2 separate regions of the Homo sapiens genome follow, and region 2 is linked to region 1. A link is a contact called in ENCODE Hi-C data. All regions are on one chromosome and are shown on one strand. Each heading gives the region's core, a stretch centred on a gene start or an enhancer-like site at or near the end of the contact. The rest is flanking DNA. Distances are from core to core; before and after follow the strand shown.

Evidence for each region. A loop is a pair of places that touch in the nucleus more often than their neighbours do. Pooled maps may share reads with other maps.
Region 2: a map of PC-3 shows a loop between it and region 1 (5-fold over the local background). The contact joins two enhancer-like sites. A Hi-C loop is called at or near these places in 4 of 168 maps with a recorded cell type or tissue (PC-3, cardiac septum and heart left ventricle) and 6 of 50 pooled maps.

Annotation. Positions count from the first base shown.
Region 1 is chr2:56,518,445-56,525,386 of GRCh38, reverse strand. No RefSeq gene overlaps it. Among named protein-coding and RNA genes, the nearest start is that of CCDC85A, 340 kb to the right of the region's middle. Within about 2 kb of position 2,411, at least 6 of the 41 ENCODE cell types and tissues checked have a DNase peak (open chromatin) inside an H3K27ac peak, as active enhancers do; they include PC-3, where a contact is called at or near this core.
Region 2 is chr2:56,738,404-56,745,345 of GRCh38, reverse strand. No RefSeq gene overlaps it. Among named protein-coding and RNA genes, the nearest start is that of CCDC85A, 560 kb to the right of the region's middle. Within about 2 kb of position 3,690, at least 4 of the 41 ENCODE cell types and tissues checked have a DNase peak (open chromatin) inside an H3K27ac peak, as active enhancers do; they include PC-3, where a contact is called at or near this core.

The DNA of each region.
Region 1 (6,942 bases), core at 1,162-3,661:
TTGCACTACTTATCTCCTCCTTTCTTGTCCTACTGCTCTTTCCATTATTTCAGGCCATCAGGACACCATAATTGCTTCCTTACTGGAATCCCTAAATCTATCCCTCATCCCTTCAATCCATATTAATTAATCTGCCTAGACTTCCACACAAAAGAAAAAAATCACAGAAGAACATTATCACAATTCAAATGCTAAAATTTTTGCACTCATGATAGATAAAATCAAAAACTTAAAAATACAAAAATGGACTAGTAAGAATAAATGTCAAATATGGCTTTTACAATGAACTAATGCCTACATGATAGAGAAAACTCACACCAATTGATAATTAGGAATTTAATACAGAGACAGTGCTACAAATAAAAGTCAGGAGATTTTTTTTATCAAAACATACTTATCCAATAAATAATTCTGGCTATTCAAACTTGATTCCCCTGCTGCCTTCCTAGTCAGTTCTATACCTCTGCTTTCTTCCCCCTCGTGCCTCCTCCATAACTGGTCTTACTTCCCAACTCTCTGTCTTTGGCCAGCCTCATTCTACACAATCCTCCTTGGTGATGACATCTACTCAAATATTTCCAAGTGTCATGTATATCTACGAATTTAAAATTTTTTAGTTCTCTCCTGAGCCCACATGCACATAAAACTCCATAGAGCCCAAAGCTTTTCCCCTCCTACCTGAAGTATTATAATAATTGCACTATCATTGCCTACATGATAAAATCCAGTTCCCAAACTGGGCACTCAAGGCCTTTCATCATTTGATTCCCACCTTAGCCCTGAGGCTGGCCCTCTTCCACATGGACCTCCAATCATTCCTACTCCTGGCAGTTCCCAGAATTTACCAGGCTTCCATTCCCTTGCACAAGCCCTTCCCTATGCCTACAACTCCTTTTCTGCTTTCACATACTTGGTTAAATTCTACACATCTTTCAAGACTTAAGAACGACATCATTTCACACATGACTCTATCTATCTATCTATATATATATACACACACACACACACCTGAAGTTATATATGTTATACATATATATGTGAAGTTATATATGTTTTATATATATAACATTCTGCTCAAAAGGAATTCACCAATGTCCTTTGTCTCACTGTACCCAGCTGCTATAGCAACTGCTACCCACTTGTTTTATTTCATGAATGCCTATCTCCACTAAAATGTAAATTTCTTGAAGCAAAAGATTATCTGTTTTATGACTTATTTATTTATATCTTAAAATGACAGATTAATTTGTATTTACTGTGTACAACATGATGTTTTCAAGTGTAGATCTATTGTACAACATGATGACTATAGTTAATATACTGTCTTCTTGAAAAATGTTGAGAGTGAATGTAGTGTTCTCACCACAAAAATGATAACTATGTGAGGTAATGCATATGTTAATGAGCTAAACTTAGTCATTCCACAATGTATACCTACTTGAAAATATCATGTTATATGCTGAGTTGTTTTCAAAAGAAAGACAAAAAACTACATATGTGAAATTACTCATTTCAGCAATTTTTAAACTAGGAAAACTTGGACACTTTTTGAATAAGCATTAAACAACAGAGCAAGTCTTAAGATGGAATATATCCACAAAAAATAGCCACTAATGTGATAATTTATGGAAATTATTCAACATGGAATATATATAAACATCAAGTTTGACATGAAATGGAGACCATAATTCTGTCTACACCTTGATTAACACTGTATAATATTTGTATGAATAGTATCTATAAGGAATCACTGAAAATTAAAACACATGCTATAGTTGAGTGGTGATATTTGGGGCAACTTCTTTCTTCTGTCTTTATTTCTGAGTTGTTATTTTTATGCTATTTCCATGTTAAATAAAATACAGAGAAGAAAAAATGATAAGGAAGGCACCATTTAAAAATGTACTTCTTAGAGGTGGAGCAGGAAGAGTTACAAAATGTCCTTCTGCCTATAAAGATAAAATCTTTCTTATATGCTAGTACTGAAAATATTTGTGAGGTCCCTAAAAAGTCAACGAACCCAGGAAAATGACTTACTGCTCTCCAAAGCCACACATTCTGTGGTAGATTGACTTGGCAACATCCAAAATCCATAACGCCTTGAAGTCACTTCCCCATAGCCATGAGAGGCCAGAGCAAGAAAAACAGGGAAAAAATTCACTTGTGAAAATCCTAGTTGTAAAACATGTCCAACCCAGAGCACATTTAGATATCTGTTCCGCATTTATAAGTTGCTCTTTCAAAAATATCCTTCCTTCCTTAATTACTGTCCAAAGAAGTTAATACAGGAAACATTTCTGAAGTGCTGAGCAGGAAGATATTGATGGAGTCAGGTTGGCTCCGGGTCTGGGTCTCATGTTTCTGCTGCCACAGCCCTTCCAGCTCCTGCCCAGGCCATAAATACAAACAGAGCTGGGAAAATTTTATCATTGGCAGCCATCCCATGGGGTGAAATCCAATACCCTGTGTAGAGTGGATAAGAAGCCAAAATTAACTCTGGGCCATGACTTCTCATTGCTTTTCACCAACTCGTTTAGAGAAGTAGAGCTCTCTACTACGCATAAGAACAGCATTTGTTCATCAAATATTTGTCAAGAGCCCACTGTGTGAAAGGCCTTATGTTGAGCACAGCACTGATTATTCACTTTAGTTTAAATGAAAGGGCATGAGTCAATGGCTGCTGAATATCACGTACGTTGCCAAACTACTTGTTAATATTCAAGCAAAGAGCCCTTCCTGGAATGTCAGAGCTGAAGCACTCTCATAAAGCCATTCTCTACCCTAAGGTAAAACCATTCTGGCAAATTATAATCTGGCTCAGGGCTTTTCATTCAGACTCTGCTTTGTTTTTTTGTTTGTTTGTTTTTGTTTTTTGTTTTTGTTTTTGTTTTTGTTTGAGATGGAATCTCACTCTGTCTGTCACCCAGGCTGGAGTGCAGTGGTGTGATCTCGGCTCACTGCAACCTCCACCTCCCAGGTTCAAGTGATTCTTCTGCCTCAGCCTCCCAAGTAGCTGGGACTACAGGTGCATGCCACCACACCCGGCTAATTTTTGTATTTTTAGTAGAGATGGGGCTTCACCATATTGGCCAGGCTGGTCTCAAACTCCTGACCTTGTGATCCACCCGCCTCAGCCTCCCAAAGTGCTGGGATTACAGGCATGAGCCACCATGCCTGGCCCAGACTGTGCTCTTAGGAGCTCATAGAAACCATGATGGCTTGGATTCTCTGTAAGCACAGCTCCACTTTTTACCTACGCTTTATTGCATTTAAACAGTAGGTTTGCAACTAAACACACACACACACACACACACACAAGCATACACTCTATTTCCTAAAAAACATCTTTCAAAAATAAATTTCTGTAATTTTTTTCTAGAAACATTTTCCCCCTTTTAACATTAGGAAGATTTTTTATACCTCACCCAAATATTCACAGTACAACCTTAATATATGTGTTCTTTTTATGCTGTTGGTCATCATAATTTTTGATGTAGAAACTGTTTATATCCTTGAATGCAGCTAGTTATGAAGTCTTCCATTAACCTCACTTTGTCAGGTCAAATTCTTACAAATTCTGCTTTGGGTCTAACTTTTAGCCTTTTAGTCCTCTCTGGGCTCATTCCATATTAGGTTCTCCTCCTACCCAACCAGGTGAAATAAAAATCTGTTAGATTAGGAATCAGAAAAGCCGGGTTCCAGTGTCGGTTTTGATAGAGACTTGATGTGAAGCCTTTGGCAATTCAAAACCTCCGTGGCCTCAACTTTCCTACCTGCTAAGTAAAAGTGGAAGAGAGAAAGCTTCTGATTAGCTATGAATGCCAGACAGGCATATCCATAGACACTAGGTTCTAAGGCCAGTAACTTAGCCATCACCTACTTAATACCAAAATTCCTTTAGAAAAAGCCAGTGTCTCTATGTTCAAACAAGACTTCAAAATTTTCACCCCTAGAAGAGAAAGAGGTTGATTGGTTTCAAGTTGGTTTCAAGTCACATTTGGGAATATAGAACTTACTGACCTCCTTCTCTAAATCTGTTTGAAAAAAATTACAAGGCCATTCGAGAACCAGGATAGTACTCCATAGGTTATAAATACTCAATAAATATTTGCTCAAGGAGTGACGAACCCAAGAGAGGGAGAGAAACAAGGGAATGCTAGCAAAAAGTGAGGTAGCTGATGTGATAGATGTCCTGTCCATTGATGTATCACAATCACTTAGAAGGTGCCCTACGGAATGAATAAGAAAATAAATAAAACACTAGGTTAGATTTTAGATTTATAGTTCTAGAACTTTCCAGTTTTATTGGTGATAGGCCTTGCTTCTACTCTTCCTTTTCATGACCCAGAATCAGAGTCACAAATTTTCCAGATAAATAGAATTACACCAAAACAAAACAACACAAGAACATCTAATTCTCTGATCTAAATAATAACTACCTGGGAGTACTACACAACTTATAGTGGCAAATGTGTGTTATCTGGACTAGGACCCCATGCTATGGTCTGAATGCTTTTTCTCCTCAAAATTCATATGTTGAAATTCTAACCCCCAAGGTGATATTAAAAGGTGGGGCTTTTGGGGAGTGATTAGGTCATGGGGTAAATCCCTCACATATGGGATCATATGCCTTTTTAAAAGAGGTACCTGAGAGCTGCCTTGTCCCTTCCACCATGCCAAGACAAAGTAAGAAAGTGCCATTCTATATACCAGGAAGCAAGAACCTCACCAGTCAATATATGTACAGGCACCTTGATCTTGCACTTTCTAGCTTCCAGAATTGTGAGAAATAAATTTCTGTTGTTTATAAGCCACCAAGATTTCAGTATTTTTGTTATAGCAGCCCAAATGGATTAAGACAGTCCTGTTTACACTGCCATATACCTAAATGAAACCAGATATTCAGAAGTTTTAAAGACAAGATCCCCCATTGTCTCCTCAAAACAGTACAATATAAAACATTACCACTAATACAGACAGGTGTAAGAAATCAGCACAGAGCTATGCTTTGGCATAAAAGATCTGATTTTCAGTAAGTGCGAGGTAAACCAAACTTTTCAATTTGCCATAATAAAAAGAGGCCCAATCCTAGCTTTTAAATGCATGGCAAGGTTTATAATTCCTTCTAAATAAGTTTAACCCCTGGCTGAGGTTGTCAAAGATAATTTATATGAAACTCCCCAAGGATGAACATCTACTTCCATAGAACTTATTACTTAGCTTAATAAAAGGATATGCTGCCATTTGCAACAACACAAATAAACCTAGAAGGCATTATGCTAAGTGAAATAAGCTACACACAGAAAGAAAGATGTTTCATTACCACACTTATGTGTGGAATTTTTTAAAAATGTGAATACACAGAAACAGTTGAAGGGTGTTTGCCAGGGGTAAGTGGGTGGAGGGTGAGGCAATGGGGAGATGTAGGTCAAAGAGTACAAACACGCAACTATGTAGTATATGTAAGTCTAGAGACCTAATGAATAATAGTAGAATTATAGTAAATACTGCTGTATTGTATATTAGAAATTTGCTAGGAGAGTAGATTTTAGGAGTTATTACCAAAAAAAAGAGAGGGGAAGAGAGAGAAATAACTAAGGAAAGTGATGAATAAGTTAATTTACTTACCTGTAGTAATCATTTCACTATGTGTGTGTATATATACACATATATATGCATACATGTATAATGCATATATATGCATACATGTATAATGCATATATATGCATACATATATAATGCATATGTATAATGCATATATATGCATACATGTATAATGCATATATATGCATACATGTATAATGCATATATGTGCATACATGTATAATGCATATATGTGCATACATGTATAATGCATATATATGCATACATGTATAATGCATATATAAAAGTCATGTTGTATGTGTATAAATATATACAATTAAAAAGTAAAGTACATGCATAAAAATGTACATTTTTAGGAACAAATATTATGGTATTTGTCTTTGTAAATATTAAGCCATGATCATTTTGAGGATGTGTTATACTGACCTCTTAGAAACCTATGATCAGGTAGACACAAGTACACAGCAGGACAGGCATTTGCTAACTGGTAATTATAGAATTGCTACAGGGCTGGGTTAGGATACTGTAATGAAGTTACTGCCTGACTTTTATTTGAAGTCTGCTACACATTGAAAAATGTTACAGCGAGTAGTACAAAGAGCTGTGTCAGCCTGGAAATTGGAAACAAGGCTTTTCATTAGAGTCCTGGTGTGACCAGGAGGCATCTTGATTGGTACCTTTTAAAAACAGTACTTTTGTCCACAACCTAAAATACCATTTTCTTTATTTTTCCAATGTCATTAAAGTAGGTCAATCTAAGTGACAGTAGGATCGTGAAGCACTTCTGCACTGTCTTCCACTATGGGATAACTGAAGAGTCATCACTGGGCCATGTTTTGATAGGCATGAATGTCTCATGGCAGCATGTCTGGTGCATGGCTCCATCGTGGCCAGCACCTTTAGCATGATGGCCTGCTTTAGTTATCCTGAGAATCCACACAGCCCTTGTGAATTCTTTTTCCTCACTTGCTACTGTTTAGTACAACACAGGTATGAAACATGATAAGGCCAAATATATAAGTACAGAAGAGGAATAGAGTAGAAAAGCCAAGAAAGTAGGTTATAAGTCTATAAAGAAATGCAACTTCCACCAACACTTGTGTGACCTTGTTAAAACTGAAAGAAGACTTTGGGCACTAACCAAAGATGTTAAATAGCCATAGAACAAATTGGCCACATTTCAGTGGAGATGGAAAAGGAGAACTTCAGAGACCAATCCCTCCAAAGCACAATATTCTGTAATTAGGATACGTGAAAAAAAGACATTCTGAAGTTACAGAGCTACTCTTTGTTATGTCTGTTAATGTCTCCAGGATGACCATGAGGGTTAGAAGCACT
Region 2 (6,942 bases), core at 2,441-4,940, 220 kb before region 1:
GATCCTGCTATTATAATGTGAAAGGAGCTATAGACAACACAAAAGCAAATTAATTTGTTTCAATAAGACTTTCTTTGTGGTCACCAAATTTATAATTTTATATCATTTTCACAGGTCATGAAAGATTCTTCCTTAATTTTTTTCAACCATTTAAAAAGATGAAAAACATTCTTTCTTCATAGGTTGTGTAAAAAATAGATGCTGGGTTATAATTTGTTGGCTCCTAATTTTAGACAATCTTGGGGGTTATGGTAATTAGAACACATAGAATTTATTTTTTCTTATTCCTAGACATAAAGCATGAAAAATATTAGGTCCTCAAGCAATCCATGATACCTATCTATAATTCCCAACTGGGTCTTAAAGGAAAGATAAGGAAAAAGACAAATCACAAAGACCTGTGATTGAGTCCCAGCTGGTTGTTTCACCTCCACAAACTGTGTCACCTTGGGCAAATTACTTCTCTGTAGGCCTCACTTCCTTCACCTATTGAAGAGGTTGATTATCCCCACTTCACAATGTTACTATGATAATTTTTTTAAAAAGTTAATAATATAAGTATTCACCACTGTGTCTGGTACCTTAAAAATGCCTCTTAAAGATGAACCTCTTTCTCTTTGGTTAAAATAAAAATAATTTACTGATTATAATCAAATCCTGGTATTCACTTAACTGTAGTTCTCAACCTTGGCAGAATATGAGAACTTCCAGGAAGAGTTATAAACTTTTGATGATAGAGCAACAATCCTAACCAAGTAAATCAGTATCTCTTGATGGATGGGACCCAAGACTCAGTATTTTTAAAGCTTCCCAGTGTGCACCCAAGGTTGAAGGCCTTCACCTTTCACCTTGCTATTTCTTAAACAAAAAAAATGAAACATCAATGCTTCTGTTGTCATCATGTAAATGTTGGAGACATTGGTAAGCAGTTTACTTGGTCATTTATCTCTCTCTCTCAAATAGACTTCTCTTCTGCTCCACTACCTGCCCCGCCACCACTCTTGACATCCCACTGCAAGTTGTTTGGGTTATTCTTTATCACTGAGCTCCTACAGTTCCCTATCTCCTCCAATTTTTTCTTATCCTTCCCTCTAACCCCACTTCATCATCACACAGACAGCCAAGGAGGACCTGGCTGGAAAAGCTTGTAGCACGAGCACATGTATCAACTGGAAAGGGAAGGAGAGACTGAGGACATGACCATATCTCTGTGGATACCTAGGAAAGAAATCAAAATTGCTGAAATTGGACCCTCCATCATGAGCAGCCAGAGAGGCAATAGTAATGCCAAGTCTATACAGGATTGCTAAATGACAGGAAGACACCAAAGGTCAACTGGAGTGGCCACATTAGAGGATTCCACTCCAGGTGACTGTAGTAGTCTCAGACAGTAAAGGATCGGAGTTACAGCAAACAGCACAGTACAGAGATGTGATTTAGTGGCCAGTAATGTATATTTTAATCATATTTTTAATTTAACTTTTATATTTTTCATAACTTCACATTCGATACATTTTTCAAATATTAGCATTTGAAAAGCATGAAGCAAGGAGATTGTTAATTCTGTTAAATATATTTTCACTTTTTTTTTTTTTTTTTTACAAAATGCCAGGGTTGCAATATCACGCCCCCCAACACACACACACACACACACACACACACACATACATACAGTTCTGGCATTTTTCCCAGCATTGTAATCACCGCTTCTCGCATCTCCTGATGCGTATGAAGTTTTAGAGGATCTCTTTCTGGCCACCCTCACTGCAGATGAAGCACCATGACCTAGAACTCTCTCTCAATGGGCACTGGTGTTCCAACCAAACTGGCTCAGCTAAACCTTTCCTACCTCACTCGCCAAGCCTTCATGCACATTCCGAAGGTTAACAGTATCCTCTCTTCCAAGGGCTGCCAACAATTAGGTAAGGCAAAGACTGAGAAGATAAACCATATTTGATTGACACCAAATCAATAAATCTTGAATTGGCTGGCTCTTAAGGGGAGATGAAGAAATGGACTCTGTGTTAAATGTAAAATCAGCAGTGGCAGAGCACTGTCGTGAAATAAAAGTTAATATTATCTCAGATTCCTGACAACCATATGACACGTCATGATTTTTAATATTAGATAAAATCTGGGCACCTGTCATGTACTTAAAGCAAGCCACTTTTTTTCTTCTTTAAAATTTTCTTCTAAGACAAATGCATTAACTACAGAGAACAACCTCTCATTTCTTTTTCCCTTCTGCCTCCCCCATCCTGTCTCTCATAGCTCACTACTTTCTCTATTTCCCATTTTTTTTACATTTCTAAGAAAATTGGCAAAACCTTGTTTTTAATAATCCACAGAATTAAAAAAATTATAGTTGGGTATATATCTAGTCACAATAAGCTAAATAACAAATTCAAAATAAATAGCAGTTTCCTTTTGCTCACTTGGAAGCTAAGAATGATTGTGTAAAGGAAACATTTGAGTAGGAATTCACTGCCTGCTGCTGAAAGCCAGGCTTGCTGTAAACATGTACACAATTTAACAAATGAAGATATATTTGTCCAAACATGACCTCTACAGGGGTCTCACAATTCTGCTGTTCCCATTTCATTTCCTTGAGAAGTAAAAGTTACTTTAAAACCTATAGACAGATCCTCATCTTAAGAACACTGCTTGATTTCTGCTCTCCATACTCCACAGAAATATTGAAGACCTAAACTGATTATGAAAACCTCAGTTACCATATTTCTAAATATATTGCATTATTAACAGATGTCACCTGGAAAATAGTTCAAACATTTGTGGTCTCCTTATTTTTAAGTTGCTATCAAGCTTAATATATGCCTACTGATGCTAAATCTGCAGATATAAGCAAAACCTCCACAAAAGCTTAAAACAACTATTTGAAACAACCACAAAAATATGGAAACTTTGTAAATAAAACTTTTGTGAGATAAAAAAAAATACAAAAATCTGCTCCCTCACCCCAGAACCCAGGGAAATGCTATTCATGAAAAAGGAAAGAAAATACTTCCTCACTTTACCCTTGTCAGGGAGACAAAATTTTACCTCTACCCTCCTAGGGTTTTAGACAGAACCTAATAATTAAATTGACATAAGTCAGATTAACCAGAGAAAAGCATAGAAATTTAATATAAATTTTATGTAATACGGGAGCCCTAATAAGGAAAAGAAGACCCAAAAATTGACAAAACCTAAAAGCTAATATATTAGGTTGAAAACAGAGAGGCAATTGTGGAAAAGTAACTAAATTCTGTGGGGAAGCTAAAAGATGACAAGAATTATTTTGACAAGGTCTGTTTGCACAAAATTCTCTGGGCTATGACTCCCCACTGAAGAATGTTTACCTCCTCATGGTGTAAGGGAACTTTCACAAGGGAGTTTTTAATCTCCTGTTTTCAGAAAAGGGGAGATTAGGACGCCTCTCATGCATTTGCTGTTTTTCAAGTGCATTTAGATCAAAGTTACCTTTACGCCAAAGTGGCATATTTCGGGGTGGCATATTTTGCCACACTTACCCTTGTTCCCTCAGTCGGGTGGTATTGAGAAATGTGTAACATGTGTCCAGATTTTCAATATGCACTATTCCACTTACCGCAGCTACTCTGGGAGAGCCTGAGGGAACACATCAGCAGATGAGTCACAGCTGTGAGCTGCCTGGCCTATGCCAGCATGTAACAGGCTGTCTCACAGGGACAGGAGTGAACTGTGGAGGTCCTGGAGGCTCCCCAGCTTCCCACAAAACACCAAACATTTCAGATTCAGAACTCAAAGACCTGTGCCCCATCAGGGGCTAGGGAATCCGTATTCCCAAAATAACAATAGAAGCTGATAAAAACCAAAGTTAATGGACAATAAAGATACTTCCTCATACATGCACAAACATTGCTAATTTCATGGCTCCCAAAAGGGAGACTTAAAAAACTGCAAATTCCAGTGTTTTCGACAACAAGTAGTGGAAAACAAAAATCACCACACTCATGTCCTACTATCTTATTAGAGGAAGAGAGGAAAAGTTGAAGTCTGTATATCATTCATCTGAATATCAATGTGGAAAGAAAACTGCCTTTTTAAGTCTTCTACTAGCAAATTTTATCAGAAAGTTTGTACCTGGTCTAGGAAAGTAGCCATTTTGACTTATGATAACCTCATAATGTTACACTAGGAAAGATGGCCAAGCAGCGAACAGGCCTACCTTCTCACCTAGTACAATCATCTGTCTGCACACTTCTTTGAGAGCATGGAGCAACGCATGCTCTTCTATAGCAGTAGGGGATGGTATTTAAAAATATATAAGCTCCAAATGGATAAATTAAAGAGCAAATATTGAGATTTCAAATTACTTGCCCAATATCATAGTATCAGAATAAGACTCAAACCAAAGCTGCATGTTGCTAAAGCTCATTCTCTTATTCTCTATAACTTGCTGTATCACATCTATACATCCCACCTGAAGTGACTGCAAGTGAAAAAACACTAGAAGAGTATTTTTTTTTCTAAATAGAAGGGAAAAGTTAGATGTTTCATTGTGGGTTGAACCAGAAACTAAATTACATTAACCTTTATAAAGCAGAATTTTCACTGGACTTACTATTTAAACAGCTTTAAATCTTGGTCCATAGTGTTCAAGATCACAACAATAACAAATATTAAATAATAAATGTCAGACTTTATTACTACCATAAAATTAAATTAGAAATTAATTTTTAAGTGCTTATATAACATTTAGAAACAAATATAAACTTCTATTACTCAGATTAATTAGGATATTACAATGAAAACAATAACACATTTAAACCTAAAGACTTGCATAGTATTATAAGTTTCCTATAACAAACTGGCTAAGGTCTTAATCAGAGGTAATATAAAATCCTAAATGTATTTATTACATAATAAGAAATATTAAAATTGGTCAAATCTTCAACTCAGTGAGTCAAAATAAAATTAACAAAATAAACCTAGAAAGAAATAGAAATACTTAAAGCAAAACCAGAAATCAATGAAAATACAGAAAAACACTAGAGAAGATTAATAAAACAAAAAGTTGGTTCTTTAAAACTATTAATATTAATATAGATATTACTAGTAAAATGAGTAATGTTACAAATAATATATAGTTTAAAAACTAGGACTTACCAACAGAGTAAAGATTTTAAAACAGAATAACACAAAAATATTATATAAATAAATTGACAACCCAGATAAAATTAAATATACATAAGAGATTTTTAAAATTGACTTAGAATTTAAAATAAAAATAAAATAACAATTATTAATTAAATATAATTAATAGCTAAAACCCCATTTCCCCAGCCCATTACAAAATGATTCACCAACACCCCTATGTCCCCCTGACACACACAAACACACACACATATACACACATAACTCTTCAAAAAGCTCAGGTCACATAATTTCAAGAAAACCTTTAACAAATCTAAATCTCTAAAAACAGATAAATTTATACAATGCAAATTGTTTCAAAGACTAAAAAACAAAGGTATCCAACTCATTCTATAATGAATTTATAATCCAAAATCAAAATTATGCAAAGAAATACAATAAACACACCAGACCCAGTTTTTGAAATAGCAGCTAAATTCCTAAATAAGAGCAAATCAAATTTATCAGAGCAAAAAATAACAATGCCCCATCATCAAACATTGCCAGTACCAGAAATGGAAATATGATTCACTCATTCAGTAGAAAAACTGTTAGCAAATGAGATAGTAAAGAATTTCCTTAAACTGACAAAGGGCATAAACCTCAAACCCACATTTAACGGCAAATAAATATTATTTATTTAAGCTAGAAGGGGAACAAAGCATGTGTGTCTGTTATACATTCTACATTTTATGTTTAAAGTGTTTCTTCATAAAATTACAACCAAGTACAGGTTTTGAAGAAAGAGAGAAGGGAGGGAAGCAGGGAGGAAAGGAGGATGGAAAGAAGAAAGAAATGGAAGGGAAGGGGAGGGAAGGGGAGGTGAGGGGAGGGAGAAAGAGGGCATAAGGGGAGGGCAGAGGAAGGAAAGAAATACCTCACTATTTATTATATACCGTTTCTGAAGAATCCTATTAATATTAACAAAAGATTGGACACATGCAAGGACACTGGGAAAAAGGAGAGTAAAAAATAAGATTGTACCACCGTTCACCTAACATTGACTAAGGAGGGGAAAGTCTGAACCTGGCACACTCCTGTGCCTGCCATACGAGATGTTAGTTATAAAAGGATGGAAATAGTTTTAATCACATTTTGTTGTTTTATTAAATGAATTAGTCTTAAAACAAATCATCCCTGGTGACCTAAAGAATTTCTTATTACTAAATTTGCTTCCCAAATACCCTGATATGTATAGACATTGCCCTAGAGCGTAAATGTAAATATCTATTACACAAGGAATGCTCACTGCCTTTTGTAAATCCTTCTGTTAGGCTAAGTTAGATGTTAGTTTCCTCCAACTTTGTTTTGCTTCTGTCATTCTCCCTAAATGTGGCCATACTGTGTGCCCTGGCAAAACTAAATTTCTCAGACAGTAAAACTTAGAAGGAGATTCTCTAATGTGTTTTTCCATATCGCCAGTTTCTGTCAAAAGGCTAGTTTGCCCCCTAGCAACTATCTTGATACTTTTTTAAATACCAATAACACCTACTTGAAAGAAAGTTACCTAGCATTGTTTAATGAGATCCTTTAAATTTTTGAGACATGCTTAAACACATTGAAACTGTTTGTGTGTCTTGTAATTCAGCAGTCTCTATACTTTTGCCTCCATATGTCATGGTGTAATTTATTCCTATTCTGAAAAACTTTTACAACTCCCATGGTTTTCATTTTGGTTTTATTATCTTTTTCTTGATATCTTCTGTGTGTTTGAGAAGAAAAGACATGAAGCTATGGTCCCTAAGGTTATTGATCAATCTAGCAATG